Linked DNA regions of Homo sapiens: all the other regions are linked to region 4. A link is a loop called in an ENCODE intact Hi-C map of the cell type or tissue named here. Cell type or tissue: mammary epithelial cell. All regions are shown on one strand. Each heading gives the region's core, and the rest is flanking DNA. Links, peaks and the distances in the headings are about the cores only. Region 1 overlaps CCDC138 (coiled-coil domain containing 138). Region 2 has its middle 66 kb from the start of SH3RF3. Region 3 overlaps SH3RF3 (SH3 domain containing ring finger 3). Region 4 overlaps EDAR (ectodysplasin A receptor).

Evidence for each region. Hi-C counts contacts between places; a loop is a spot of excess contacts. Peaks named below come from ENCODE experiments on the same cell type or tissue, not always from the same donor. Only the 100,000 strongest peaks of a DNase experiment are listed, where the experiment ranks them.
Region 1: it touches region 4 in a loop (4-fold over the local background); 9 of 110 quality-filtered maps call a loop at or near these places.
Region 2: a loop joins it to region 4, with 5 times the contacts of the local background. A loop is called at or near these places in 3 of 110 quality-filtered maps.
Region 3: it touches region 4 in a loop (4-fold over the local background); 3 of 110 quality-filtered maps call a loop at or near these places.

What each region holds. Positions count from the first base shown.
Region 1 is chr2:108,850,831-108,858,496 of GRCh38, forward strand. CCDC138 (coiled-coil domain containing 138) reads left to right here. Exons shown (of 15, transcript NM_144978.3): 13 at 5,964-6,140. It also overlaps a transcript of RANBP2 not described here. Among named protein-coding and RNA genes, the nearest start is that of CCDC138, 68 kb to the left of the region's middle. In mammary epithelial cell, for the core only: a CTCF peak has its summit at 4,602 (motif pointing right); no DNase peak of the experiment used is centred there.
Region 2 is chr2:109,059,473-109,067,138 of GRCh38, forward strand. It overlaps a transcript of RANBP2 not described here. Among named protein-coding and RNA genes, the nearest start is that of SH3RF3, 66 kb to the right of the region's middle. In mammary epithelial cell, for the core only: a CTCF peak has its summit at 3,250; no DNase peak of the experiment used is centred there; H3K27me3 peaks cover 301 bases.
Region 3 is chr2:109,203,878-109,211,543 of GRCh38, forward strand. All of the region lies in intron 1 of SH3RF3 (SH3 domain containing ring finger 3), which reads left to right. It also overlaps a transcript of RANBP2 not described here. Among named protein-coding and RNA genes, the nearest start is that of MIR4265, 66 kb to the left of the region's middle. In mammary epithelial cell, for the core only: a CTCF peak has its summit at 4,420 (motif pointing left); a DNase peak (open chromatin) is centred at 5,774.
Region 4 is chr2:108,919,797-108,927,462 of GRCh38, forward strand. It overlaps EDAR (ectodysplasin A receptor), which reads right to left. Exons shown (of 12, transcript NM_022336.4): 5 at 3,572-3,657. It also overlaps a transcript of RANBP2 not described here. Among named protein-coding and RNA genes, the nearest start is that of EDAR, 66 kb to the right of the region's middle. In mammary epithelial cell, for the core only: no CTCF peak of the experiment used is centred there; DNase peaks (open chromatin) are centred at 2,465 and 3,435; H3K27me3 peaks cover 233 bases.

The sequences.
Region 1 (7,666 bases), core at 1,661-6,660, 68 kb before region 4:
ATCATCCACACAGAAGAAGACTTCTGTGACAAAATGTGTGGAGGTTTTTCCCCACATACCAAGCAGCAGACACAAGCTGCTCCAATTCACTTCTGACACGATCCACCTGGAGATAGTGTCAGATCCCACAAGTTGGGCACTCAAGTCTCCAAGGCTGCCTCGTGCCACACCAGTTGCAAGTCCGGCCCTCTGGAACTTCTGACCAACTGGCTTCAAATTGGGGTTCCTACAACCCCCTCTTTGGGTTTAATTTGCTGGAGTAGCTCATAGAACTCAGCGAAACACTTAACCAGTTTATTATAAAGGATATTGCAAATGATGTAGATGAAGAGAGAGACAGAGCAAGGTATAGGGGAAGGGGCATGGAACTTCTGTCCCCTCCCTGGAGCACCACGCTCCAGAAATCTCCATATGTCCAGCCGTCTGGAAGCTCTCTGAACCCATTTCTCTGGGGTGTTTTGTTTTTTGTTGTTTGTTTGTTTGTTTTTGAGATGGAGTTTTGCTCTTGTTGCCCAGGCTGGAGTGCAATGGCGTGATCTTGGCTTGCTGCAACCTCTGCCTCCCAGGTTCAAGCAATTCTCCTGCCTCAGCCTCCCGAGTAGCTGGGCTTACAGGTGCCTGCCACCATGCCCAGCTAATTTTTGTACTTTTAGTAGAGATGGGGTTTCACCACATTGGCCAGGCTGGTGTTGAACTCCTGAATTCAGGTGATCCGCCCACCTCAGCCTCCCAAAAGTGCTGATATTACAGGCGTGAGCCACCGCGCCCGGCCTTTCTCTTGGGTTTTTATGGAGGCTTCCTGACATCACAATTCTGTCCACCAGGATATAGGGCTGGACTCTCTCTGGGGAGGATGTTAAGACCCACAATCAGAAAGTCCAGGAAAGATTAGAGTCCTGGCTTGGGCCAAGTGAAAGGAGGGCAGGAGAAGGTCAGAGACCTTCCCCTGAGGCCTAACACACCCAACATCATAACAAAGACTAATGAGACGAAAACCTATATATATATATCATAACACCACAGATACTAAGCTCTTTATACCTTATCTCTGAATACTATTATCCTCATATTAGTGATGAGGTTTACAAAGGTAGATAATTGTGCCAAAACGATACAATCTGCATTTGACAGAGCCTAATTTAGCCTCTATCAATTGCTGAAGCCTACCTTCTTAAGCCTATTTTATGACTACCTAAGAGCATGTACTTCCTGAGATAACCAAAGAAATAAACACCTACATAGCACTTACTATGTTATAGGCCGAGCACTTTATATATATTAACTCATTTAATCCTCACAACAGTTCATGAGATGTCAATATTATTATTGTAATTTTACAAATGAGGAAATTGAGGCATAAAAAAGTTTAGCTGCACACAATCAGTATGTGATGCTCAATCTCTGAAATAAAATTTAACTGTAAGATACAACTCTTCTTTATGGAAAGAAAGGAACACTTGTACACTGTTTGTGGGAGTGTAAATTAGTTCAGCCATTGTGGAAGACAGTGTGGCATTTCCTCAAAGACCTAAAGACAAATGCCATTCAACCCAACAATCCCATTACTGGGTATATACCCAAACTAATAGAAATTGTTCTATTATAAGGACACATGCATGTGTTGTGTTCATTGCAGCACTGTTCACAATAGCAAAGTCACGGAATCAACCCAAATGCCCATCGAAGATAACCTGGATAAAGAAAATGTGGTACATATACACTATGGAATACTATGCAGCCATTAAAAAGAATGAGATTATGTCCTTTGCAGGGACATGGATGGACTTGGAGGCCGTTATCCTTAACAGACTAATGCAGGAACAGAAAATCAAATAACACATGTTCTCATTTATAAGTGGGAGCTAAATGATGAGAACACATGGATACATAAGGGGAACAACACACACTGGGGCCTATCAGAGGGTGGGAGGAGGGACAGGATCAGGAAAAATAACTAATGGGTACTAGTCTTAATACCTGGGTGATGAAATAATCTGTACAACAAACTCCTATGACACAAGTGTACCTGTGTAACAAACCTGCACAGGTACCCCTGAACTAAAATAAAATAAAAAAACCCAACCATTACAGAAGTAAAATGAGCAAATATAATGTGTCACTGAGAGGATATAGGCACAATTTTGTTTGTATCAAAGTTAATATTTTTGAAATGCATTCTGCTCACAAACATCACCAAAATACATCATAACCTTTCGTGAGATCTACCTTAAGAAATAATTGCAAAAGTAAAAATGTTCCAAGGTGTTAATATGCTGTTTGTAATAATGAGAAAAGATAAATAGCTGATAGACCCACAATCGGAATAGTGAAGAAAATGAACATCAACCGAGTTCTTGGACTTTGCTGGCATTGTTTTAGTCATTGTACTTGATTGTTTCAGATTTATTCCCTGCAATAACTATGAGGTAGGTCATGGTGTCATTTTTACAGAAGAGCAAACTGAGGGTCAGTCTAATATAATTGACCCAGATTTTTCTAGAAATATTGGGCCCTTAACCATATCATGAGCATAGTACAATATTATATGTCATTAACAATAAGTATGGAGATACAGAAATCTATGTGTATTTTAATTAATAAAACCTTCAATATATGTGTACCAATTTAATCTAGAAATTGTTAAAAGAAGTTGTAGGAACTTTATCTGATAGAATTATTTGGTTTACTGATAGCTTTCTTTTTTTTTTTTTTGAGAGATGGGATCTCACGCTATCACTCAGGCTGGAATGCAGTGGTGCAAGCATAACTTACCACAACCTTGAACTCCTGGGCTCAAGCAGTCCTCTTGCCTCAGGCTTCCAAGTAGCTGGGACTACAGGCATGCACTACGATGACCATCTAATTTTTTATTTTTTGTAGAGATGAGCTCTTGCCATGTTGCCCAAGCTGGTCTCAAACTCCTGGGCTGAAGCTGTCTTCCCCTCTTGGCCCCTCAAAGCAGTGGAGTTACAGGCACCAGCCATCCCCAGCCAACTGTCTTCTATATGCAATATATATATACTATATATATAATATATATACTATATAATATATTATATAGTATATATATTATATATTATATAGTATATATATTATATATAATTTATATATAATATACAATAAATATATATAATAAAATATATATAATATATAATATATAATAAATTTATATTATATATAATATATAATAAATTTATATTATATATAATATATAATAAATTTATATTATATATATTTTATATATAATATAATAAATTTATATTATATATATAATAAATATATATAATATATACATATGTAGAAAATGTGTACATTAGGACTAGGACATTTGTCCTGTCCTACTTGGCACTTGGCTCTCAAAGCAGATTTATGTATTTTTAAATTGTGAGCTTATACTTTAGGTCTAGAGAAATGTAGGGAATTGTTGCTGTTCTCAGTTAATAGGAAGGTTTGATTTGGTAGGAAGCCAGTATAATGTAGTAGTTACTTCAACTCTATAGTCAGACAACTAAGGTTTGAATCTTAGCTTCACTACTAGCTGTGTGGTATTTGGAAGGTCTTTTTTGTTTGTTTGTTTTACTATTTCCACTACAATTATTTTTTAATGAGAGAATTGATGTAAAGTTTTAGCAAGTCTGGCATAAAGTCTTTAGCTACTATTGTTATCAGTAGACATTATTACTTATTATAAAACTTTAAGAGTTGGTTTTACCTGAGATCAGAATTGAGGTCTGTTAGACTACATTAGTTGTTTATTCCTGCTTAATAAACTTCCAGAGACTTAGTGGCTTAGCTCAACCACCATTTTATTTACCAGCTCACAATTCTTTGGGTTGGTAATTTGGGCTCAGCTCATCTGGATATTTGGCTGGGCTCGGCTGGGCTTGGTTCTGCTGTTCTTTCTTGGCCTCTCTCCAGGGGCCTGTTTATAGGTGAAGAGTATATAGCTGAGCCTCAGGCTTCTAATTCACACAGCATCATTTCTGCTACATTTTATTGGTTAAGTTACAAGTTTAGCCCAGATTCAAAGGGTGGGCAGTAGAGTTCACCTTTTGATGGCAGTTTCTGCAAAAGACTTTCTAATCATTTTTAAATTTATCATATAAACAAAATAATGGAAAACCATATTTCATACTGATTAAGATCAGTAGTTTGAAGTTTGACTTTTGTTAGGGAATAAAAAGGTTACATTTGATTGCCAGGACATTGTTAAAAGACTGAATAATATAGCATTTATAAAAAGAAACCAACTTTGATATAATTGATAACTAAAATTTTAAAAATACTCTTTTAGAAGTTAAATTGCTCTTGTATTTAGAAAATCTGAAATATTCAATAAATTAAAATGAAGACAAAATGAGGACATAATTTTGATTTATCCCTAAAAGATAAGGTCACTTGTGAAAAAGAAACCAAATACAGTTTTTCTAATCCTCAAGGACAATTTTTTAAAGTTTGCAAACTTAAAAGAATACCATATAGTAGTCAGCCTATTTTTAAAAACTGTATAGTATTCAACCTGTTTAATCTTGTCAAATTATATACTAAGAATAATGTGTGTCAAATACAGTAGGTGGCACTGTGATAAAACTTTTGTTCCTATAAAGAGTTGCGTTCAGGCTTCATCTGTGTATACTCTTCTACCTGTGGTGTTGCTAAAAAAAAAAAAAGGATGTTTCTAAATAAGGCAAGTCTGAACAGAATCACAGAATCTAGCAACTTTGTTTAACTTAATACACATTTATTTACAATGTTTTTTTAAACCACAAAATTAAGTACAGTAATGTTGGTGTTCCTTGAACTAAATTCTACCAATGGTAAAAATGGAGTGTACTATAATTGATCCAGAGGCACAGATCTTACTTTCTCAAAATAGTTTCATATGTATTTTCACTTCACACAAGTTATTCTAAACTTCTCATTCTTAATAACCAGGGTTTTAAATTACTTATTATGTAAGCTGAAACAGCAAAGAAGAAATGCAACATGAAGCTACAAAAGAGTAAATTTTAATACGGTGATTCTGTTGTACTTTCAGTATTTCATGGTGCTCTTGAGTCTTCTCCTTTAAACAGAAATCTCAGTATAAAAATTATTACTTGGATAGCATGAACGGTTTTTTTTCCCTCTGAATAGCATTTTGAAAGGAGAGTTTTAGAAAACTTGATTATTGTACATTAAAAGCACAAGGTAAGACTGCTGTAAGAGTAGGGACTTGGGTTGTGTAGTGTACTGAAGTGTAATGATGCAAGTATCTTACTACTTCATTTGCAATGATTCTGCTTAAATTAGTGCTTCCCAATCCTGGCCTTGCAGGTTTCTCAGTCATCTGTGGGACTTCTTTAAGAAAGTTTCAGGGTTTCTGATTCAGGAGTTGTCACAGCACTGGCCTGGGTAAAATCTTGCTGCCATTCTTAATGGCAGATGTATCATGAAAACTGACACACCAGAGCATATTCAATCTTCTGAAATTATCTTGTTTCAGCTTTACTAGGAAACAAATCCTTATTTAAAATCCATTTAGCACGTTTGTATAAATTACATTTTGAAGTAGGTAAACATTTAGGAAGCAGCAACAAAACATAATCTTAGAAAGCTATTATAGAGATAGAAATACTAAGTTTTTGGAAGCATGTAGTAGTTATCAAATATGGAAAAATAAACATTCGTGATACTAATAGGCATTGTTTTTCTTCCTTAGTATTAAAAAATGTGGCTTGTTATTTTGGTGTTAAAACATGAAAATTCTAAATGAAATTTACCACATCATAATGTCTCCTCTCTCCTTACCCATTTGAGTTCTGACAAATCAGTTAGAATCTAAATTTAGACTGTGATCTCTTATTTAATTTTTGTTTGTCTTTTGAGTTTGTTAAAGTAACGACATTGCTTTTTTACCTTCTGTTTCTGATTGACACCTAGACTAGCAAAACTGCAGTTGATTGTACATAACTATTTTCCAGCTGATTACCTGGCTCAGGCATTTGATTCTCTTTGTTTGGACTTGAAGACAGAAGAAGGAAAAACCTTGTTTTTGGAGTATCAGGCTGTTCCAGTAATATTAAGTCATCTAAGAATATCCAGTAAAGGACTCCTGTCTAATGTTATTGATAGTTTGCTCCAGATGACGGTGGAATCTAGTAAGTTTTTAAGTTCTATATGTGTAAAGAAAGCAGGATGATTTTTCTGTCTTTATCTTGTCTGCATGTATAACTCCACATATCAGATACTATTGCTTTTTTTTTTTTTTTTTTTTTTTTTTTTTTTGAGATGGAGTCTCGCTTTGTCGTCAAGCTGGAGTGCAGTGGCACGATCTCAGCTCACTGCAACCTCTGACTCCCTGGTTCAAGCAATTCTCCTGCCTCAGCCTCCCGAGTAGCTGGGATTACAGGCACACGCCACCACGCCCAGCTAATTTTTATATTTTTGGTAGAGACGGGGTTTCACCATGTTGGCCAGGATGGTCTGTATCTCCTGACCTGGCAGCCTCGGCCTCCCAAAGCACTGGGATTACAGGCGTGAGCCACTGCGCCCGGACTATTGCATTTTTAAATGCTTAAAAATATTTTTGATGCTATTTAATTGAGTCATTAATAACATCACTAAAAAATTAGGTAACTTCTCCAGGGATTCCCCAGCTAAACACAAGTAGAACTGAGACTTAAAGCCACATCTCTGACTCTAGACCTAAGGCTTGTTCTACCAAAGCACTGTAACTAGGTTTTCCAGGTTTATTTTCTTCTCCTGTCCCAAAATGTCCTATATTGTCTGATGTATTTTATCAACGTTTTTAGCTATTTGTAACTGTTAAAATATTGGACTTACAGTTGATGACTAGCTACCTAGATTAGTAATCTTGGAGTTGTGTATTTCAGTTTACTAATGTAAGGAGTAGAATGAAAAGTGAAAAGTTAGTGAACTGAGGGATCCAGTATTACTTAAGTGCCTAGATTCCCAACTTGTTTCACAGGGATTTTTCTTTTAATGAGAAAAACAAAAATCATACCAGATGCAAATGTGTATTCATTAGAAAGAAATCTTTCTGAATATGACAGAGATGGCATCTTTCTCGTTGTCAAAGGAAAACAAAATATAATTTTATGAAATAGTTGACCTGCTTGGGTGAAATAAATTGTGGTACTGCAAATGCAAATTTGAATAAAGTCTATTAGAGGAGATAGTCAACAGTCAGTCACATTTGTTTACCATTGTCCAGGTTACTCTCAAATTCAGCCAGGTGCAGTGGCTCATGCCTGTAATCCCAGCACTTTGGGAGGCCGAGGCGGGCAGATCACTGGAGATCAGGAGTTCAAGGCCAGCCTGGCCAACACGGTGAAACCCCGTCTGTACTAAAAATATAAAAATTAGCCGGGCATGGTGGTGTGCGCCTGTAATGCCAGCTACTCAGGACGCTGAGGCAGGAGAATCACTTGAACCCAGGAGGTGGAGGTTGCAGTGAGCCAAGATTGTGCCACTGTACTCCAGCCTGGGTGCCAGAGTAAGTCTCCGTCTCAAAAACAAACAAACAAACAAAAAAAACACCAACGCTGTGCCCTTGTTGTTCAAATCAAGTAAATAAGCAGTATCTAATGGTGATCACTACTAAAGCCGTATTGTGTTTAGTGATGCGAAAATTTTGGAAGTTTGGAAATGGGTGAATCTTTGA
Region 2 (7,666 bases), core at 1,182-6,181, 140 kb after region 4:
GCTGAGGCAGGAGAATGGTGTGAATCCCGGGAGGCAGAGCTTGCACTGAGCTGAGATCACACCACTGCACTCCAGCCTGGGCAACAGAGCAAGGCTCCGTCTCAAAAAAAAAAAAAGGTCACACAACATGGCCGTTGTCCAGGGCAGGGAGCAACTGCACTCCTGCCAACTCCAGCCACCACTGCCTCTCCTCTGGCACTGTGGCACTGTGCCAGCCCCGGGACAGGGGCCTCTGCCCACAGAGCCACCACTCCTGCAGAATGTAGGCTGACCTGAGCTGCACTTAGAGCACTAAACACAGCAGATCCTGGGATGCAGTCAGGCCCCATGCCCTGCAGTGTAGGGAAGGGGTTTTGGTGGGTGGGGGGGATGTGGCAGACAAGAGCCACTGTGCCCAGGAGGATAATGGGGTGGGTAGCATTCTGCTGCCTCACAGGCCTGAGTGTGGTTGTCGTATCCTAACCCTGGCTGTTAGGACTGGCCAGGGCCCCTTGAGCTCCCAGATTCTCCTTCCCAGACCTGCTCCTTGACTTCTAGAGTACCCTCAGCTCACAAGAACCTGACTTCCAACCTGGACTTAGACATTTTGACAATGTGTCTTTTTGAGGCATGTGGAGTAAATACTTAGGATACTTTGCAGTTACAGCTGATTGAAAATGGAGAATTTTGCAGTGAGCCAAGATCGCGCCACTGCACTCCAGCCTGGGCGACAGAGCAAGACTCTATCTCAAAAAAGAAAAAGAAAGAATATGGAGAATTTAATAATACACATACTTAGAAACTGAAAGTGCAGCAACATAAGGAAATGAGCTGTTGGTAACCGAATACAGGTGTCTCCTGGACTCGATCTCCTGGAGTCCTTTGTCTGCTCCAGGTTGGGCTGGTTACATGTTGCATGAATGTGCCTTTGGAACAAGCAAAAAACAGAGCTGAATGTTGATAGAACTTCCATGGCCACACCCAGGTCCCCCCATTTTACTAAACTGGGGAGGGGAGAGAATCAGGACCATCATACTTGCCTTTTCTCTCCACTTCCCACCCTTGCTTTTGTCTCTCTATAGCGTTTTAAGAACCTTGTGAATAGATAATACTCAATTTTCTAAATTATGAAGATCTAGTAAAGTTAGCTTTGGTGCTGAAAACCACTGCAGTTAAACTCTTCTCTTGAGTCAAGATGGCTCTCCCGAGGCAGCTTCACTGAGTAGGTGTGCAGAGGCCAAGGGCCGGACACCAGCTCCAGGATGATCCATTTGCCACCCTGGGCCTCAGTTTCCCATGTGTCTGTAGATTATGGTTTTCCTGTTGGGTCTTTAACTACCTTCTCACATTTTGTGATTTTCTCTGAGATTATAATTTCTTTATAAATGTTATATGTGTCATATATATAACATATATGTCTTCATAGTTAATTTACATGCTTATTATAGAAAATTTAGAAAAAGTCAAAAGAAAAATTAGGAGATTACTCATAGTCCAGCACCCTAAGGAAGCAGGTATTAATATTTTTAGGTTACAGGACATCCTTCTAGTAAGCGCTTCAAACTTGCTCCATTTCTATGAAGAACTAGATATGAAGAAACCTATTTGTCCTCTGCTTGAATAATAGTGGTTTCATAGTGTCCTCTGTTAATAGAAGGTCTATAGGATGTAAAGTTTGTAGGTCAGAGAAGGCTGTCCTTCTCAGTCACTTGCTGTTGTCCAAGGAAAACCCTGGGAGCTGTGCAATGTAAGTTGATTCTTGGTGAGAGTGTGTGTACTTATGCACACAAACACCTATGCACACAGATTCCCAAGCTTAGGCTGAATGCCCTCTTGAAGCAACATTTCTGGGAAATTTTAGGTAAGTGTAAAAATATATGTTAAGGAAAAGCCAAGAGGCTCATTCAGCACAGGGATGGTTTCCTTGACATCATTTGTCATTGCTGATTTTCCTTCCTTTGGAGTCATCTTGCTCATCTCTTTGGGTCTGTGTGTGCTTGCTTGGTGGGTTTGCAAGCAGCCTGTGTGCATGGCAAGCCCTCAGGGCCCCTGGACTTGGAAGACTTCAGGGAAAGAACAGGGAGACACTGAGGTTTCCTACTAGCCTACCCAATGAAACCATTCATCATGCACACTCACTATATTTCAAACACTAGTTGATATTGTCATGGCTAATAAATGCAATAATAAGTGCAATAATAGAAAAATATTCCTCAGTTCATAGTAGCCTTGGATGTTGTGAATTTTCTACAAAAGATTATGGGAGAGTGTACAATTTTGGACATTAAAAAGTAGTCAATCCATATTATCAGAATGTGGGGCACTGACCTCATTTTCAAGCCTTGCATTTAAGGTCTGGTGGGCCCGTGGACTTGTTTCCCTTTGGTTGATTCAAGCAGAGGTGATGCCCATCCAGTGTGGGATGCGACTGGAGCCATGCATGCATTCCCAGCAGTGGGGGTCAGCTGACCGTGTGGCTGTCAGAGTGGATGTCTTGTCCCTGAGCCTACCCCTCCCTCATTAGGGTCCCAAATGTCCAGCCCTCCTGTCATCCTCACAGACCCTCCAGCCCCGAAAGTCTGGTTTCCTGGCTTGCAGGGGAGGGAGGCAGAATGGCTGGGCAGGGCCAGGCAGGCAGGCTTGTCCCTTCTCAATCTGTTTCTCTCCCTCTCCCAGAGGGACAAGCAAAGCCTTTCACTTTGGATAAAAGTTATCAGGCAAGGAAAATATATTTTCAGATCTTGTTCTCCACCCCTGACTTCCCTCCTCTGAGAGTCTAAAGTGCAGGTGAGATAAGGAAACATGTTACTCTTCCTACCAGTTGGAGACACAGCTTTAAGCCAAGGGCAGTCATTTGTAATAGTTGAATTTCCTGCATCAGCGACAGAGGGAGTAAGGCTGGAATGGATGTGTCTGAGGAAGAGACACACCCTGGGCCCCTTCAACCAGACCGCATTGGAGGGGCCTCTTCCACTAGTTTCTAAGCCAGTCCCTGGCTTGCACTCCTGGTAAAGTGCATGATCTTGTGTGTATAGCCGGGTGGATTTTTCCATGTGCATGCACCTGAGTCATCACCACTCAGATCAAGACAGATTTCCACACCCAGGAAAGTCCCCTGATGCCCCCTCCTGTCCCCAAAGCCCCTATTCAGGTGGATGCATTTTTCCCATTTACAGATGAGGGGCCCAAAGCTTGGAGAAGGCAGGACAGCAGGCCTTACACCTCCTTCCGAACAGCGAATCCTCATGGACAGTGCCCTCTCTCGTGAGACAGAGCACAGTGCAAGACTGCTCTGGAGTCCTGGGGAAGAAAAATCCATTTGCTTTTGATCCCAGGGATGCTAGGATGGGGTGGGGGTGCTGGGATGGTGAGGGGGTGGAGGGATGTGTTGGGGGCCCTGGGAGCGGGTGGAGGTGAAGGGGGCTGGCAGGCTGTTGCCTCTGCCTGCCTCAGGGCGACCACCTGTGCAGACAGAGCTGGTGCCAACTGCAGGCAGCCCACCCACCCACGCTGACCCTGTGCCAGAAGAGCCAGGGCCTACGGCCTCAGGACAGGAGCCACCTCCTTGATGTCCCCTTTCTCCTTTCTTGGCAGCGCCTTCCTCGCCTTGTCCACCTGCTGGAGTGTGTGCCCCCCACCACCATGCCAACCTGAGACCCTCCCATGCCATTCCCCTAGGGTTGTGCAGACACATCCTCCCCCTCTGGCTTGTGCCTGTTGGGTCCCTGGGCTCTGAGTGAGACCTGGAGGTCTTCCAACTATGCTTGTATATCCCCGGGGGCTGGGAAGATGCTGGAGAGCCACCCACTCCTGGGGCTTTTGATCTTGCTTCAAATTACGGTGGAACCTTTGAGCATTTCCTGTTCCCTCCCTCACAAAATGCCCTGTGCCTGGGTTTTCTTTTCTCTCCTTCAGGAGCCCTGGGAGATCTCGACACAGTAGGGTCCACATCAGCAGCGCCTGGCTTTGCTGTGGCCTTTCCTTCAGCAGGCATGCAGCTTCAGAAACGAGCGCATGGAGGATGAATGCAGCAGAGGCCCCCGCGTGGCTGCAAGTCGGCCAGAAACACCTGCTGTCTGCTGCTCCACAGGCGCGACAGGGAACCGTCCCGGGGTTTCTTGCTCAATGGCTGTAGAACTGGCATTGGAACAAACAGCTCGAACTTCCCTGCAGGCACCTGGGTACACACACACAGGCACATACAAGAGATACAGATACCCATGCATGTGCACTACAAATTCCCAACTGATTTTCTTCCTTAAATGGAGATGTAATTTCTGACAAATCGTTATCTAGTTAGTGGCTTGAGTTAGGGCAGCCTGGCCAAAAGGGGTAACTGCAAGTAATAGAAAAAAAAAAAACAAAAAAACAACGTAGTGTCTTCTGCAAAGAGATTTTTTTCCCCTTCCCATAATACTAAATTGTGGCTTTGGTTTAGGGATTCGGCAATAATTGGTAGGTGTAATTCTTTTGGGCTTATTCTCATGATTGTTGCTTCATGGCTATAAAATGGCTGCCACAGGTCCAGCCATCATGTCCGTTTCATGTGAGTGGGTTGGATTCTAGGCGTGCTGCACTGAGCTTACACGAGAAGAGATACTATGAGTTCTAAAGTGCCAAGCACTGTGTTTATTGTCTGTATCTTTTTTAATCCTGTGATAACTCTGTAAGGTATGTACTAATGTTATTCCCATTTTAGACATGAAGAGACTGAGTCTTAGAACTGGTAAATGGCAGGCCGGGCGGGGTGGCTCACGCCTGTAATCCCAGCACTTTGGGATGCCGAGGTGGGCGGATCACAAGGTCAGGAGATCAAGACCACGGTGAAACCCCGTCTCTACTAAAAATACAAAAATTAGCCGGGCATGGTGTCGGGTGCCTGTAGTCCCAGCTACTCGGGAGGCTGAGGCAGAAGAATGGTATGAACCCGGGAGGCGGAGTTTGCAGTGAGCTGAGATCACGCCACTCCACTCCAGCCTGGGTGACAGAGCAAGACTCTGTCTCAAAAAAAAAAAAAAAACAAAAACAAACTGGTAAATGGCAGAGCTTTGATTTGCACCCAGTTCTCTCAGTGCAAAGTCTTTACCTTTAGATGTGACCTGAACCTTCACACAGTAGGGTGTTAAATGTGCTGTAATGGAAATGCAGAGAAAGTGCTACGGAAATTCGTTAAAAAGTGAAAGATTTCTTCTGTTTAAAAAGTGGATTTTTAAACAGATACATGGAGCCAAATGAAACTAATATTCTTTTCTGAGTAAAACCTTCTGGTGTGTTAGACATCCCTGTGGGTTGTATTTGATGGATAAATGCACCCACAGAACTAAGGTTATTGAAATGGGGGCCTCTGTTGATGTGCCTGGGGCTCTGTATTGATCCAGTCCTGTTTGACACTTTTTAATCAATAATTTTAAGAAAGACATAGACAAGATGCTTTAGAAATTATGGAAAGCACAAATCTGGGAGGGATAGCGCATGAGCTGGATAATGAAATAAAAATTTCACGAGATTTTGGCAGGCAGGAGCCTTGGGGTTTAAATAAATAAAATGGAATATCATAGGGATTCATTTAATGTCTAACACTTAGACTTGAAAAATGAACTTGAGACTTAGGTTCAGGAGTCCTGGCTTCTCATTAAGCCAATGAAAAGGCATAGCTGACCACAAAGCAAACTAGCAAATACTGTTGGCCCAGCTTCCAACAAAGCCAACATTAGGAGGCACTCTAGTTGAAGACTATATTCTTCATCAATGTGTGTTCTCTGAAGTCCCTGGTCCTGTAGCTCATGGTCAGCTAGAGGTTTGACTGAGATTTCCACAAATGCTGTATTTAAGTCATTAGTGCACTTTTTTTTGCTTGCTTGCTGTAAATCTTTGATTATTTCCCAGAGTTCCACAAAGTTGATTCTGACGGCTTTTGCTTATCTTTGTGTGCGTGTTTCTGTGGAGGACAGGTCCTTGGGGCTGCCGACTCTGCAGTTCTTGCTGGGCGTCACTCCCAACCCCGCAGCATCCTGTGTAGAATGGAGGAATCAGCCCTCGTTCAGCCCAGCCAGGACATTTCTGCTGGATCATGCGCAGCCCCAAGTGTCAGGGACTAACTGGAGGAGAGCAAGCTGGCAAAGGGTCAAACACTGGTGGCACTCAGCCTGGAAAGGAGGCGGTCCAGTGGAGAGATGTAGTGGCTGTTTAAAGATCGTGATGCTCTGACACCTGAGAGCTCCAGAGAGAAAAGTTAAGGATGCATGTAGGAAGTCTCAGAGATTCAAATTTGGACTCAATGTTAGGAAACCTTGTGCAAAGAGGGAAGAGCCTATCAGTGGAGTGCTGGCCTCCGCGTCTTACGAGCTGCTTGAGCTTCCTGTCATCTGCCTCAAATGCTGCCCAGCAATTCCTGCAGGCAGAGGCAACAAAGTGAGGTGATGTAGGCCCTTTCCATCCTAAGATACTATCATTTTTTTCCACTCTAGTCTTCAGCTTCTGTTGCCAGCTCTTGTGGATTTTTTTTGACAGAGTTTCACTCTTGTTGCCCAGGCTGGAGTGCAATGGCATGATCTTGGCTCACCGTAACCTCTGCCTCCCGGATTCAAGCAATTCTCCTGCCTCGGCCTCCCGAGTAGCTGGGATTACAGGCATGCGCCACCATGCCCGGCTAATTCTGTATTTTTTTTTTTTTCTGAGACATAGTATCGCTCTGTCCCCCAGGCTGGAGTGCAGTGGCGAAATCTTAGCTCACTGCAACCTCCGTCTCCTGGGTTCAAGCGATTCTCCTGCCTCAGCCTACTGAGTAGCTAGAATTACAGGTGTTTGCCACCACACCTGGCTAATTTTTGTATTTTTAGTAGATACGGGGTTTCACCATGTTGGCCAGGCTGGTCTTGAACTCCTGACCTCGTGATCTGCCCACCTCGGCCTCCCAAAGTGCTGGGATTATAGGCGTGAGCCACCGTGCTGGCCGTGGATTCTTTTTTTATAAAGGCATGCCCTCTCCATCCACACCTCGCCACGCAAACAGCGCTAACTGTTCCCCCACCAACTTGTCCCTCACCACACTCAGCAGTGTTGTGGGGGGTGCCCTCTAAACTCAAGTAGGAGTGAGGCTCCCTCCTACTGAAAGAAACGCAGTTGGTGTCCGCTGCCCACAGGTCAATTCCGATTCCATTTGCAACTGGCCCCAGCTGCCTTTCTAGACCCAGGGCCCTTGTGTCTGTCCCCTCCTGCATTGTCACTCAGTCCCCTGGGGAAGTAATCATGTTGCATGTAGCAGATGGCTTCACTGGGGGATGGCGGGGCAGGGGCGATGGGAGGCTGTGCCCAGGACTGCCTGAGTTACAGGAGGAGATTATGACAGAGCCGAGCGGTAAAGGAAGGAGGGGCCCCAGGGACAAAGGGAGAAGAGCAGCCCCAAAGGTTCCAAGAACCCCCCAGGAATAAGACTTCTCTGAGGCTGAGAGATGTCCAGGGTGCTCTGACAACAATATTATTTCCTTTCAACACGTTGATACTCCATTTTTTGTAAAGCGCACAAGACGCAGACAGAAAACCTAATGTTTTATCCCAGGGCATAGGCTTGGAATTTCTCGGCAGAACACAACATATAGCAGAGAGGCAAAATAAAAAGGAATACAGAAAGAAAGAAAAAAAAAAACAACCTGATGTTGCAAAGAAAGAACACAAAAGTCGAGGGTGA
Region 3 (7,666 bases), core at 1,560-6,559, 280 kb after region 4:
CTGTGCGGCCTGGCAGCCCTTGATGGCAGGGCTGATGTGTGTGCTGTTGTGGCCCCAAGGCCTCCCAGCAGAGCATCTGCACGGTGCTCCAGTGTGAAGCATTTGTGGGCTTGAAGGGGCTCTGAGTGTGAAAACCCGAGTAGTTTATATCTTTGAGACGTCAGGAGGCCATTCGAAAAATGCCTGGATTTGCACCTCCTGCCCACTGGCTGTCATGAACAGTCTCAGACAAGGCGAAGAGGGTAAGGAGAATCCAGTGAAGGTCTGTCTCTTCTCCATTTAGATTCAGCCATTAACTCTGCCACATCTGCTCTTTCCTTTTATCTGTCTGTATGTCTGTCTGTCTGTCTTGGGTGAACCATGAAACTTACTTTGCTTATGCCCTGTTGCTTCATTCCTAGATAATTTAGCAGACACCTCTGCAGAATAAGGGCACTCTTCTGTGATCCTGTTATCTCACCTAAGAGAGTTAGCAGGAATCTCCTTATCTTATCTTTTAAATCATTATCAATACCAGTTCACATTCAGGTTTTCCTGATTGTCCCTTAAAAATCTGCTGTAGTTTTTGTTAAAACTGGGTTCACTTGTGGCTTTTGTTATGCCCCTCCAATCTCCCTTATTCTAGACTAGTTTCTCAACATTGTACATATATTTGTGTGCAATGTACAATGTACACATAAATGGGTGTGTTCAGCAGCGTCCCTGGCCTCCATCCTCCAGGTGCCGGCAGCGCCACCTACTCCACCACCAGGTGTGACAACCCACACATTGCCAGGGACCTGCTGGCAGGCAGGATGCCCCATTGGAGAACTGTTCTAGCAGTCTCTTACTTTGCTTTTGAAGGTATTGACCCTTTGAAGAGACCAAGCCAATTATTTTGTCAAATGTCCTGCATTCTAGATTTATTGGGTCATTTCTTGATGGTGCCATTGAACTTGTTTCTTGATTCCCTGTATTTTCTGTAGCGTGGAAGTGGGGGCTAAACTAAAGGCTTTTTTGTGTTCCAGGGAAATAATTTTAGAAGTCTGCCTTTTAAAGTAGAGCAACTGGGTGGGCATGGTGGCTCATGCCTGTAATCCTTGTGCTCCAGGAGGCTGAGGCAGGAGGATCACTTGAAGCCAGGAGGTTGAGACCGGCCTGGTCAACATAGTGATACCCTGTCTCTACAAAACTAAAAATATTAACTGGGCATAGAAGTACATGCCTGTAGTCTCAGCTACTTGGGAGGCCGAGGTAGGAGGATGCCTTGAATACAAGAGATTGAGGCTACAATGAGCCATGTTTATGCCGCTGCACTCCAGCCTGGGCAGCAGAGTGAAACTCCGTCTCTAAAAATAAATAAATAATAAAATAAGATAAAAAAAATTAGAGCAACTTATGTGACTTTTTTTTTTTTTTTTTTAAACTGAGTCTTGCCATGTCGTCCAGGCTGGAGTGCAGTGGCTCAATCTCAGCTCAAGAGATTCTCCTGCCGCAGCCTTCTGAGTAGCTGGGACTACAGGCATGCATCACCATGCCTAGATAATTTTTTGTTTTTGTTTTTTGTATTTTTAGTAGAGACAGGGTTTCACCATGTTGGCCAGGCTGGTCTTGAACTCCTGACCTCAAGTGATCCACCTGCATCCACCTCCCAAAGTGCTGGGATTACAGGTGAACCACTGTGCCCCGCCCAACTTATGTGACTCTTTATGCTCACACAGAAACTACATTCTAGGGGTGCAGAGGGTATATTCATCAGATGGGAGAAGGCCACGGTGAGAATCACATGGCTCAGTCTGTTGGTGTCAGGGTCTGCACCGTATCTGCCCTAGATCTCTGGGCAGAGGTGTTGTTTCGGGGCAGTGCACTTTGCTCACTGGCAGGAAGGCAGCCCCGCTCTGTGCAGCCTTCCCCAGCAGCCTCCCTGAAGCAGCGGGGGGATCAGAGACAGGGAAGCACACTGTGTGTGTAAAATACTCTTGAGCCTAAAGTTGGAGTTTTCTCCTTTCCGCTTCCTGTTTTTTCATAGAAACCAACTGAAGGGTTATGAATTATTTGTTGACTTAAAAAAGTAGATGTGTGTTTTTCTGAGCTCTTTGTAACATTGAGATTTACCATGTTTACTCCAAAAGTGTTTCAAGGCCAAGTAGTAGTTGGAGACTAACCTGGTGAACTGTCACTTGTACCCTGAGATGCCTTTCCAGCCTCCGCGGTGGGCATTGTATGACCTGCACGTGAATGGATGGGTGACCCAAGCCACCCCTCTCTCCCTGGAGGTTTTGCTTGGTGTAGAATGTTATTCTGGGGACACAGCACTATATTTTTAACTATGGTCGAGATTAGAGGAGGCTGGGCCGGGCACGGTGGCTCACGCCTGTAATCCCAGCACTTTGGGAGGCTGAAGTGGGCAGATCATGAGGTCAGGAGATTGAGACCATCCTGGCTAACATGGTGAAACCCTGTCTCTACTAAAAAATACCAAAAATTTGCCGGGCTTGGTGGAGGGCACCTGTAGTCCCAGCTACTCAGGAGGCTGAGGCAGGAGAGTGGCGTGAACCTGGGAGGCAGAGCATGCAGTTAACCAACATCGTGCCACCGCACTCCAGCCTGGGCGACAGAGTGAGACTCCGTCTCAAAAAAAAAAAAAAAAAAAAAAAAAGAATTAGAGGAGGCTGAGTGTGGTGGCTCACACCTATAATCCCAGCAGTTTGGGAGGTCAAGGAGGGAGGATAGCTTGAGGCTGGAGTTCAAGACCAGCCTGGGAAACATAAGTAAGACCCTGTCTCTACAAAAAAAAAATTTTTTTTAAATTAGCTGGGCATATTAGTGTATGCTTATAATTCCAGCTACTCAGGAGACTGAGGTCAAAGAATTGCTTAAGCCCAGGAGTTCAAGGTTACAGTGAGCTATGATTGTGCCACTGCACTCCAGCCTGGGTGACAAGAGAGAGACACTATTAGTTACTTAACTCTGGCATTTGCTATTTCTGCACTAATTGTCAAAGTTGACTGAGCATTCTCAGTGCCCCTTCTGCCCAGTCATGGGCCATAAGCTTGTGTTTGGGATAGCATGTCTCTGTGTCATGTGTGGCTTGTTATGGTTGCCTGGAATGAACTTCAACACACCTCTGTTTGGCTGAGCGCTGCATTTGCAGGAGGTGAGAACCACTCAGGGCCTGAGGCAGAACCTGACCATGCTCATTTGGAGGAGAGGGCCTGGGGAGCTTAGTGCGCTCAAGAAGAAGGCAGATAGGGCTGTGTGTGCTGTAGAGGATGATAAACTGGGGGTGAGGGTGCAATGACGACACAGTGCCACATTTTAGAACTATGCTCTCATCTTGTGCAAACAGGTCTGTTTACAGCAGTTCATTTTTATGAGTTACAATTATTATTTCTGGATAATTTTGGTGTATGGTAATCATTAGAGTAAGCTGTGTGTCTGATTAAAGAATTTGTCTCTAATTTATGCCAATTTAAAGATGTCTTCTGTGTTCTCTTTGTCTCTGGGGGAGGGAAGCAGGTTGCTATGGAGACAACATAAGAAAAAGTGACAGGCAAGAAGGCTTGGCAGTTTCGATTTTGAAAATATTTGTGATGTAGGTAATTATATATGTAATAATGTTATGCAGCAGAACCATCTGCCTTTGGAGAGATGCATGTCATGGAATTTCATGGTAAAACAGTGTTTCTCTTAGGAACAAAATGTTATTTGTGTGCTATTAAGATATTGAAATTGTGGAAAATAAAGATGCAATGGAGCCCTAAGATTGTTTCCAGGGGTGCAGTTGCTGTATGATGTAAGGTGCCACCTATAGAATTTGGAAAGCTATTTTCACATGGAAACAAAACATTTGTATAGGAAGACTTACCTGAGACTGAATTATTTTATGTTGTAAATTGCTAAAATCAACTGTATTCAGGTTTATAACTGATTTTGATCAGTTTAAATGGCACAATTTTCTTTTTTAAAAAAAATTAAACTATACCTCATATTGTTTGGGGACCAATTTAACAAATTGGCCTATGGCAGTTTCCCTGTATCATCATTTTCCCAGGGATCTTGGCTTAGTTTTGCTCTAATCTGGAATTCCTTCTTTTACTCTTACACAGTTGAGCATTCCCCCTCCCCCATTTTTAAATTCTGGTGAGATTTAAAAGAAGAAGAAACTTTAGCATGCGATTTGTTAAATTCAACAATTCTGCAAATATTTACGGAATGCCTGTGCTGGGCACAGTGCTGGGCCCTCAGACACACATGCTGCTGCCCCCATGGGCTCAGAGTCTGAGCTTAAGCTCTGCTGAGACAGCATGCAACTGCCCTGTGGCACCTACCTGGCTCTGCTGGCAGAGCAAAGCTGAGGTTTTAGTTCACATCTTCATGTGATGGATTCGATATGGTTGCAGAATTGCAGATCCACAGACACTCCTGCCACCTGCAGGTGGGGCATATCCCTTCCCTTAAACCTGGGCTCCATGGCTGCTTTGACCAATCAAATACAGCAGAAGTTTCCCATGCTCGGTCTTCAGGGATGGGCAGCTTATGCTTCCTGTATCTTGGAACACTTGCTGTCTAGGAGCCCAGCCATCATGTGAGGAAGCCCAAGAAGCCCTGTGGAGAAGGGCAAAGGCTCCCAGTAACAGTTACAGCTAAGCTCCATGTGATTGAGCTTTCTTGGAAGTGGAGCCACCAGCACCAACCGACCCACCTGCAGCAGAGCTGTTCCCACCAAGCTCTGTTCAAGTTGCATATTTGTAAGCAGTCATTTGACTTTACTGTTTTAATACACTAAGTTTGGAGCAAGTTTGTTATGTAACAATAGATAACCAGAATACTGTTTTTTCTGTAATCCTGTACTGTTGCTGTGGGAATATGCCAGTGTCTAATTTCCTTGTCAGAGGAAGTGAGGTCAAGGGAATCTTGCCCTAGAAATACATGTGTTGAGCAGATGTCTCAAGCATGAGATACTTAAGCATCTCCAGGAAAAGGCAAATTCAGGTTCATTCTCTCTTACTGGCCTGCTAGAGAAGATCCTTAAAGAGGGCCAGTGTGGGCATCTGGAGAAGGACTGTAGGATCCAGGCCATCAGACAGAGGTGTCTTTGGCCATGGGCAGGTGGGGTTCATGTTCACAGAGGCCCGACATCAACACGGACATATGGACCCAGAGTGGCAGTGCTGGCCCCAGCACCTGTAGACCCACACCAACTTTCCGTGGCAGCCAGTACCTTAAACAAAACCCACAAATGTTGCCCAACTTTTTCTACTGTTGCCACTGGGAAGTGGGTCCAAACCCTCTGTGCTGTGGTCTGCCTGGGCATCATAGTTGTGTACCTGAGGCTGGTGGTCTCATATGCCGTGGCATCAACACCTGTTTATGGGCTGTAGGAAAACTGAGAGGTCATCACATTCAGAGATTCCCTTGTGCCAGGTCCTGCGCGGGTGATTTTGGTGACCATGACTGAGTTTTCTTGGCTCCAGTGGTGTGCTGGCAAACGTTTAACAGTTGGCTTCCTAGGAAGATGCCCTGAGTGATAGTGTTTGTCCATTTCCAGGGTGTAAACACTCCCACCTGGCCGATTCCAAGCTGCTTATGTGATGCCATGGGTTGGGAGAGCTGCAAACACTCCTGAGCTGGGAGAGCAGGCCTGGGTACAGCAAGGGAGGCGAGAACTGTGCAGTGTGTTATCTGAGGAAAGTTCCTAGCTCTCATGGGGAAGATTTTCCTTCCTTTTGAGTTTCCTATCCACTCCCTGCTGTGTAGGTGGGGAGGAAAGGGAGAAACGCTGTGAATCAGTCGACTGCTCCTCTGGCAAGCAGGACCCATTTCTAAAGCATGAGTCACTACAAAATGTAGCTTTTTAGATGGAAAAATCTATTTACAAACCCTAGGTGAGAGTAAATGGTTTGTTCACCTCCTGTGCTTACTTGGTAGAATGACAAATTGGACACTCCAGTATTCCAAGATTTATTATTGTGACAAAACATATATTACATAAATTTTACCATTTTTAAGTCTACAGTTCAGTGGCATTAAGTACGTCCCCCCTGTTTTGTAACCACTGCCACTATTTCTGAGCAACACCTTTCCAAACTGTGTCCCCATTAAACACGAACTCCTCCACGCTCAGCCCCCCCAGTAACCTCTGTTATACTTTCTGTCTCTGTGAATGACTATTCTAGGGACCGCAGAGTCAAACAGTATTTGTCCTTTTGTGTCTGGCTTATTTCATTTAGCACAGGGTCCTCAGGATTCATCGACATAGCCGCATGCGTCACAATCTCCTTCCTCCTTCATGCTGAATAATATTCCATTGTATGGCTAGACCACATTTTGTGTATTCATTCATCTGTTCACAGACATTTGGGTGTTTCTGCCTTTTGGCTGTTGGGAATAATGTCACTATGCGTGTAGGTGTACAAACATCTGTTTGAGTCCTTGCTTTGAGTTTTTTTGAGTATAGACCTAAAAATGATATTTCAAGATTTTTAATGTCACTGATCTGTGAAGTCCAAAGCGGGAAAGCCTGGTCTTTTCCGTGCTCCCTCGTTTTGTCTGTAGGCATTGAGCACAGTGAGGCTACATGTTGTTTTCAGAGTTGCCCAGCAGCCTGGAGACTGCTGGAGCTGCATCCCAGGGAGACAGTGGCTGGAGTAACACCAACCAGACAATGAGATGGGACATCTGGGGCTTTCAAGAGCTCAGGGCAAATGGCCTAAGCAGGTGGCTCTGCAGGTGTGGATTGTGTCCAGCTCAGGGAAGTGCCTGGGCCTGGTGGGGCCTGGAGTAAGGGGAGAGGTGGGGTCTGATGAGCTTACTCCAGGTGGGAGGCCCAGGAAGGAGGTTGGGTTTTCCTCCCGGGGTTCTCTCTGGGTGTAGGCAGGGAGGAAAGGGAGAAATGCTGTGAATTAGTCGACTGCTTCTCTGGCAAGCACGACCTATTTCTAAAGCATGAGTCACTACAAAATGTAGCTTTTTAAATTTAAAAATCTATTTACAACCTAGGTGAGAAATCTTTATTTTAATTGTGAAGGAAAACACAACCCCACTTGACACGTGGTGGAATTGCTGCTGTCCTTTCCTGTCAGAGCCTCCCAGTGGGCTGGGTTTGGGGATGGATGGGGTGCACACCCGCTCTGCTCAGTTCCTTCTTCCTCCTGGCACACGGGTTGATGACAGCTCTTCAGTTGAGTCTGTTCTGCTCTGTCTGGTAGGGAGCACACCTTTTTGGTTAATATGCCCATTTATGTGTGTCTATGGGGCCTCTGGAGAAAACGTTACTTGCAGAATTAAGCACAATTAAAGGAGAAGTGAGCCCTGCTGACCTGAAAGCAGGTGGGGGCTGCTCCTTGGCTGGGATAAAAGGCAAGGAGGCAACCCTGATAAATGGCAGCTGGCTAGGTGGTGAGGGGATGTCCTGCCATTTGCAGCAAGGCATTGGTTACAAGCCTGGATTTTGTTTAACATCTTTATTAATAATGCTGGAGGCAACAGTAAACAGCAATTTAATGAAATTCACAGAAGATGCTAAATCAGGAGGTGTTATAAACAGCAGGGAAGCCCTGGCGAGGTAAGAAGCATGGAGCGGAAGGAGTAGGGGCCGTGTCTGAGAAGAATGCAGATGGGCGCAACTGCGGTGGAGGGGGAGCCCAGTCTTCCAGGTATCCAGTAGGAGCGGATCAGCAAGCTC
Region 4 (7,666 bases), core at 916-5,915:
ACTACGAAGCTGCCTCATGGGGAGCCCTTCTGCCCAGTGGCTCCCGGCACCCTGAGTGCGTAGCTGACTTCCCAGCCCTGGATCTCTCCGCCTGGAGCTTCAGGCCATCTCTGGGTTAGCTATCTTGGTCTGGATGTCCCACAGTCCCCTCAAATTCCACACACACAGCCTTCATCCTCCCTCTACCTCCCCACCAAGCACCCTCTTGCCTCTGCCTTCTGCAGCTGAGCAAGTGGCACCATGTCCACATGGCCAGTCACAGAGACACCTGAGTCCTCATCTGAATCTCTTTCCCCTTCTGTGTGCTGTCCACACCGCCAGTCAGTGAGGGAAGTGCAGGCCAGCTCACGTGCCGTGGAGCCATGCCGCCTGCTGGGCTGGGATGCTTCATCTCTGGTCAGTGCCTGGCGCCTGGCACTGGAGTAAGCACTCCACATGCATCGCCCACGTCATCACATCTTTCCTCCCAACAATCATGTCCCCATTTTGCAGATGAGGACACTTTCCCAGGGGTGATAACTTGTAATGAAATCCAAGCCTGATGCTGGACCCTATCTTCCTCTCTGTTACGGCAGGGCAACGGGTTGACCTCCCTGCCCCCACTGTCATTAAATCACAGATCCCTTTATGCAGGATGGTGCAGGGAAAACAGAAAACCAGAAAGCTCTGGTCACCCCAAGTACATCTTGCTCTTTAAGTTAACTGAAAAATAACCGAAGGCCTTTTCATCTCTTTTCACCGGGCTACAGGGCTCCACAGTATTGCAGTCACTGAGTACAGGCTCAGAGCTGGGGGCGAGTATGTTCCAATCCAAGGTGACAACCAACCCACAGCCAGGACTGATCTGCAATCTGACGCCTGTCCTCTTTGGTTTCCCTCTCATTACTTGGCAACCCCAGAAACTGGAATGATTTTATTCCATTTTAAAGGAAAATATATGTTGCTTTTTCATTTCTCCTCAGGGTTATTTGAGGGGCTGCACCACATTAATTAACGCCCTGGGGCACTCATGATGTGCTTCTGGGAGGATTTGGTGGGCAAAATTGCGCCTGAGCCACACAGGAGCCTGGGCAGTGGGCACCACTGGGAGCTGCCCGGGGCAGGAGAGGACATGAGGCTCTGGGAGGTGAGATAACTCGTCTAACTCAGGCAGTGAAGTTCCAGAGCAGGCTCATAACCTACCGTAGTGGTTCCCAAACTTGTTAAAAATGTACATTCTCTGGCTCACCCAGACCTGATGAATCGGGGGTGGGCCAAGCAATTCGAGTCATAAGAAACCCCCAGGGTGCTCCCCTGCGAATCACCCCCCTGAAACCCTCTGCTTCACAGAGGTGCAGAGAAGCTGCCGTCTCTTTAAGGATAGGAGGTAATTGCATTGCACAGGTGCCTAGGCATAGGGTTAGAGCCTGGGAGGTGTGGGGCAGAGCTGTGGGCACTCCTAGGCTGGGGAGACCCTGACACTGACCTGGGCTCACTCCTGGCTGGTGTCTCCCCTGCAGCTGCGACCCATTGTCTGCTGTAGCTCTCCTAGGTGGGTGTCATCCTCAGCCAGGGGCCCTTGGCAAGTCTGACGGTGGTTTGCGTAATCCACCATTTGTTGCTGCAGAGTACCAAGGATGTGCACTTTGTTTGGCGAGGGCCCAGGTAAATCAAGAAAACAGAGGGGAGGAAGAGGTGCTCTTGACCACAACTGTGGGTTTGACAAAGACAGGGCCTGCTGGACCTGGGCAGCCAGTTGGCAACTTCGGGCTCCTGATGAAATGTTTGCTGCCCAGAGTGGGGCTGCTGATGGCAGTCCTGTGTGTGTGGGTCTTAGTGACTCCATGGGGCTTTCTAGCTCCGACGTTTTTGCTGACTGCTGGGCAGGTGCTCTGAGTAAAGAGATCTCTGGATTGAGACCAGGGCAGGCCCAGGGGTGGAGGGCATCACTCTGTTTGGCATTCACACCGAGGCCCTAACCCAGAGGGCTCCATCCACCCCAAGGCCTATCTGGCCGCATCTCCCCATTTCCCAGATGGGCAAGCCGAGGTCTGGGGCCTTGCCCAAGGGGCCTCTAATGGGAACACAGCAGGACTGTCTATTTCTCTGCTGACCTCCTTCAGGGCCGGATTCTAAGGCCCTACCCCGAGGCTTTCCTCGGAGCCGGCTTTCAGTAAAGCAGGCAAGGGCTGGGGGTGGGAGTGGGGTGCGCTCATCTTTAAAATCTTGAGGACTCAGGGGACTTTGCTTGCTTTCCACATGTGATAGACCTCATTGCTGGACTTAGAGAGGCGCCCCTGCCGTGACTCAAGTCTGCTCTGGCTGCCAGACATTGAACATTGAAGGCTGTGCCATGTGAGAACTCTTGAACAGAAAAGCCCCTGAGGAGGACTGCTCCTCTCCCAGGTTCCACAGGCAAAGATGCTTTTGTGAATAGGTGGGGAGTGTCTGACATCTTTCCAGACTGGTTCTTCAACCCAGAATGATCTGGCCTTGAATCAGCCTAGATCCCCACAGAGGACATGCGGGCCATGGCAGCTGGCTTCACCATGAGTCAGGCTGGCAGCCGAGCTGCGGCCTCCTCTAATTTGTGAATTAATTAGCATATGGCTGGCCAGGAAAATGGCTTTGAAGACGAGCAAACACATTGGTGCAGGGCTCATGCATTGCTCCTCCTGCAGCACAGCCCACAGCACAGAACCCTCCTCCTGGCTTGACCAAAAGGAGAGAGGAGATGCTGCGCCCCATTCCTGCTCCTCCCCTTCTTTCCAGCGTGATAAGACGCAGGCTCTCCTTCTTCTCCTGGACAACATTATTATGAGACATGGGGGTAGTGGCGCCTTATGGAGAGCAAAGAGAGGCAGGGTCCCAGGGTCAGCTCCTCCTCCACCCTTGAAGGAGCCAGAGGGTGGCAAGTGCTCCTGCAGCCCGGCACCAGACACCCAGCTTCCTCCCAGCTGCTTGTCCTACCTGCCTCCGTCTCTCCCCAGACCACACATCTAAGAGTCTACACAGCACATTCCTCTGAGGCAGAGGTACCTGGCCCTTCGTCATAAACAGATGCCCATGAAAGCCAGAAAGGATAACAGGAAAGAAACACCCCAAGGCAGGATTATAAACTCCTGAGACTGTTTACATGTGCTTTGTGGAATCTGTTTCATTAATTGTGATCACATTTATATTTTCCTTGGCCTCACTGTCACCTAGCACTTTGTAGTACTTTGCAAAATAGTAGTACTTTGCCTCTGTGATCTCCTTTGTTTTCACAATGACCGTGAGAGATGGGAAGGTCAGATGTTAGTACCCCCATATTACCGATGAGAAAACCGAGGCTCATGGAGGTTAAGTGACTTGTCAGGTAGCTGGTGGCCAACCTGCACTAGAACCTCAGCCTCTGACTCAAGGCTCAGATGTGGCAAACATCCCTCCCTTCATAGACCTGCCTGGACAGGCCACAGGAGCACTTTCACTAGTGCTGTTACTGTGATTCACCTTGTCCAGGTGCCAGGACCGGCTCTTTCCTACACCCTCTGTAGTGAAAGGGATCCGTGCTGAACAAATACCGTGCTGGTGGAAGGACAAAGACACTCACATTCCTTGGTGTTGGGGGGTGCCAGGAGGCAGGAGTAGCAGACCATGCCATAGATGTTCCTCGGTCTGTTCTCCAGCATGTAGTAGCTACGGGGGAGAGACAAGACAAAACAGAGACAGGTGAGCTGGACAGCACACAGGCAGGGACTGGTGCAGAGAGCACGGTGGCCAGTCTGCAGGCCCACAATCAAGTCGGGCATGAGGCCACGCCCACTCAGTCACCTGCTCTGTCCACTCAGTTTCCTTGGGGTTTCAGCCTGTCTTGAAATGGAGCATTCTTTTAACAATATTGAGCTGCCAACGTGGGCCTTTCTTTTGATCTCAGCCCCTTTCTGGTTCCTCTCTCTGGTGGCTGTGTTTAGTGTGTGTGCCATCACATCATCCACCAGAAATATCCCTGTGCCCCCACATGTAGGGCCTGCTTAGCCCCCCAGGGGTCACACCAACCAAGGCCAGACCTTCCTGGAGGAGGAACATGCCCTCTGTGAGCACCCTCCCCAGAGCCTGCAGCCTAGTGGGATTATAGGCATCAGTGTGCCTCTGGGACCCTTGGAACTCCCAAGCCATCTTTACTGCTGCTGAATGCCACCAGAGTGCAGCTGCAGGAGACAGACGGTTGTGCTGTCCAGAGAGGTCAATGCAGGTGGCCCTCATGATAGCTGGCAACACAACCAGGTTGTAAGTGCCTCCTTCTCAGAAAGCACTTGACAGAAGACACCCTTGGAAGTGCAAGCCTTTACGCTGGGGCTGCACACACAGTGCAAGGGACAAATCATTCACAGTAGCTCTGTTTGAAGTCCTTCAGCTCCCAGTGATGTTCCATTATGTCTTTCAGCTCCCCGATGTCACAGTGCCAGCCCCGTGGCTATATGACTGCTCAGGTCCTGCTCTCAGGGGTCTGCCCTGTGGCTGTGCTCCCTGCAGCCGTCCCGCTCCCAGGCACAGCCCCTGCTGGCACCACCCTCTCCTTGGGGCTCCCAGCTCGGGCGCCTTCCCTCTGCAGGCTCTAGCTCCTATCCTAGCCTGGGCCCATTTTCCATAAACAAATGCTCAGCGGAGAGCATGGAGCCATTTGTCACACTGTGAGTAGTCGATTAAATAACGTGAGCGGTGCCAACACTTTCCCTATTGCGATTCAAGAACTGGGATGAGAAGGAATATTTCCATGGCTGCTTTCTAATCTCTTTTTTATTAGCCAGGCCCCATGGAGGCCCCTGCTGACGGTAGTGCTAAGCAGCAGCCTGGCACGGGGGTCTGTGGGCTCCTGCCTTCCTGAGCCTGGACTGTTACCAGTAATGTTAGGACCATAATTGCCTGCCCTCCCTCAAAGCCCTTTATCCTCAGATCCCTGTGTATCTTGTAAACATTAATTAACCAATCTCAAAACACCTCCCAGAGAAGCCACGACAGCCAGTTTTACAGCTAAGCCTCTCGCAAATCTACCTTCTGCCCTCCAGAAGCCACTTCTTTCTATGAGGCAGGCCAAGGCAGGTGTCTGCCACGTGGCCTTGTGAGTTCACGGGCATGTGGGCCAGACCAGGTCAACCTGCAGCTTTCTAACGTCCCTGGCCCACGCTGACACTTCTGAGAAACATCTCAGGCTCCTAGGTGGCCACCTGCTCCCCATCTCACCTCCTCTGTGCCTCACTTCCTCGCCCTTGCCTCCTCCACCTTTTCTCACTCTACCTCCACGCATTCTCTCTCCCACCTAGGGGGATTGGTCCCGCTCCTGGGCTGGGAGGCCCTCCAGGGCAAGCCTTGTTCACGTCTATTGGTCCCGCTCCTGGGCTGGGAGGCCCTCCAGGGCAAGCCTTGTTCACGTCTCTATTCCTTGGACCTTGTGCTAGGTACTAAGGAAGGATGATTGTCTGTAAACATTGGCTGAATGAATGAATGACACCAAGTTCTTCTCCGTGGAACTTTGATGCTGAGGTGGACAGAGGCCCCAAAAGGCCTCTCTGCCCATCCTAGTTCACACCCCAGGTGCCGGGCTTGGTCTCTGTCATGGGTAAAGCTCCAAGGCTACACGGCGGATGCACAACACCCGGCTTTATGATGGGTGCCCAATGGGGCCACTACATTTTGAGCATGGGGAGGGTGGTGGCTCTGTCCCACGACTGTGTCTTTGACTTGTCCTGGGCACGAGGCACCTTCTGTCACAGGCTGGCCACCCTCATCTGTGGGGGTCATGTGTATGGGTCAAGCTATGCAACCTATCAAGTCACTCAGTTAAGGAATATTGAAAGGTGATACACTTTTTTTTTTCCCCCTGAAACAGTCTCCTTCTGTTGCCCATGCTGGAGTACAGAGAAGCAATCTTGGCTCACCGCAACTTCCGCCTCCCAGGTGCAAACAATTCTCCTGCCTCAGCCTCCCAAGTAGCTGGGATTACAGGCATGCACCACGACGCCTGGCTAATTTTTATATTTTAATAGAGATGGGGTTTCACCTGTTGGCCAGGCTGGTCTCAAACTTCTGACCTCAAGTGATCCACCTGCCTTGGCATCCCAAAGTATTGGGATTACAGGCGTGAACCACCGAGCCTGACCGGTGATAAACTTTTAAAAAAACATTGGCTCCAAGAGGCTGTTATGAAACTGTCCTTCCTCACCCAGTGAGTGTTCAGTGCCTCCTGACAAGGAGAAGCCACCGTTTTCTAGCACGTATTGCTGCATGCAACATTTCTAAATGTTAGGTTCTCTCTGTAGGACTAGGCTAAACTCCTCACCGCCTGGCTTACACCTGGGTCTCTCATCCTGGGCTGCACAGCAACAAAGAACATGTGGCTGTCTTTTTCTGCCTGGGCTTGTCACCAACCCGAAATCAGGTGTTCATTTAGGGATCTCTGGCCCAGCTACAGAGTGTCCGGTCCCTTCGTCTTTCTGGAAAGGTCTAATTTGCTACTTTTTGATCCATATTTGACTTTCTCCCTAGCCCCCCAACCCCTGTTCTACATAGGTTGATTCAGGTGTATAGCCCAGGACAAGAGTCAGTTTAAATGGGTCCCCTGGGATCTGTTGTTTAAGGACTGACTTTCTCTCAGTCAATAGGTGTACATTTTCCCAGAGAGTTCCTTTCTTCAGGACTCTCATGCCTGTAAGGGACGCCGCAGATTCCCAGATGTTCATTTTCCTCCAACCGTGTTGGTGTGCAGAACCAGTGCAGAGTCGCTGTGTCCTGCCCCCTGCCCCCGCCATCCAGAATCGCGGGGTGGTGGAGCTCCTCCGGGGTGAGGCCTGGAGAGGTGAGGAAGCGTAACCTCTCTCTCCCCCTTTCCTCCTGTTTTGGTTCCCAGGTCCTCCCACACAACCTCTCCCAACAGGAAAGCCTCGGGTGCTGCTCATTGTTCAGCAAGTGTCCTGGCCACACTGTGGGGAGGGCGGAGCATCAGGAGAAGCACCTGCCAAACCGCAGGCAGGGGCCTGGGCCCAGGAGAGACTGGGACAAGGCAATCCGCATCCACAGCCTGACAGCCACTTGGATTCAGGAATGAACGCAGCCTTTCATGGAGCTAGTCACACCGGCCTGCCAAGACTCCTGTGATCCTCCTCTGTGACACAGCGTGACAGCCTCGTAAGAGGAAGTGGGGCCTCCAGGGTCCTACCCTGGGGAAGCCTTGTCTGCAGTAGAGGGGGCAGCATGAGCCCCTGAGAGGGGCTGGGATTCGGAGGTGAGGCGGGGGCCTTCAATTTTGGTGGGCGTTGGGACTGGCAGTGAGGCTTTGAGCAGACACAGCACATCATGGAGCCAACCTGGAAACTGTCCCCATCGTCTGCACCCCTGCGGAGCAGTGCGAAGGCACTCTGAGGCACGTGCTGAGGGTGTCTCTGCACAGGGTCCCTTGCCTGCCCAGCAGGTGTGCTGGGCCTTGCTATGTCCTGGGTGCTGAGAGTGGTGTGGACTGAGCAGGTCACTGTCCCATGGAGTAGGGCGGGAGGCATCAAGATTCCAGCACTGGAAAGAATGTTTAAAAGCCCAGAGAGCAGCCTGCCCACTAATTCTGCAGATGGCTGTCCACATTCGCCTGAATTCTTCTAGAGGCAGGGAGCTCACCACCCTTCCAGTGTCCAACTTCTTTAGTAATTACACACTTTCT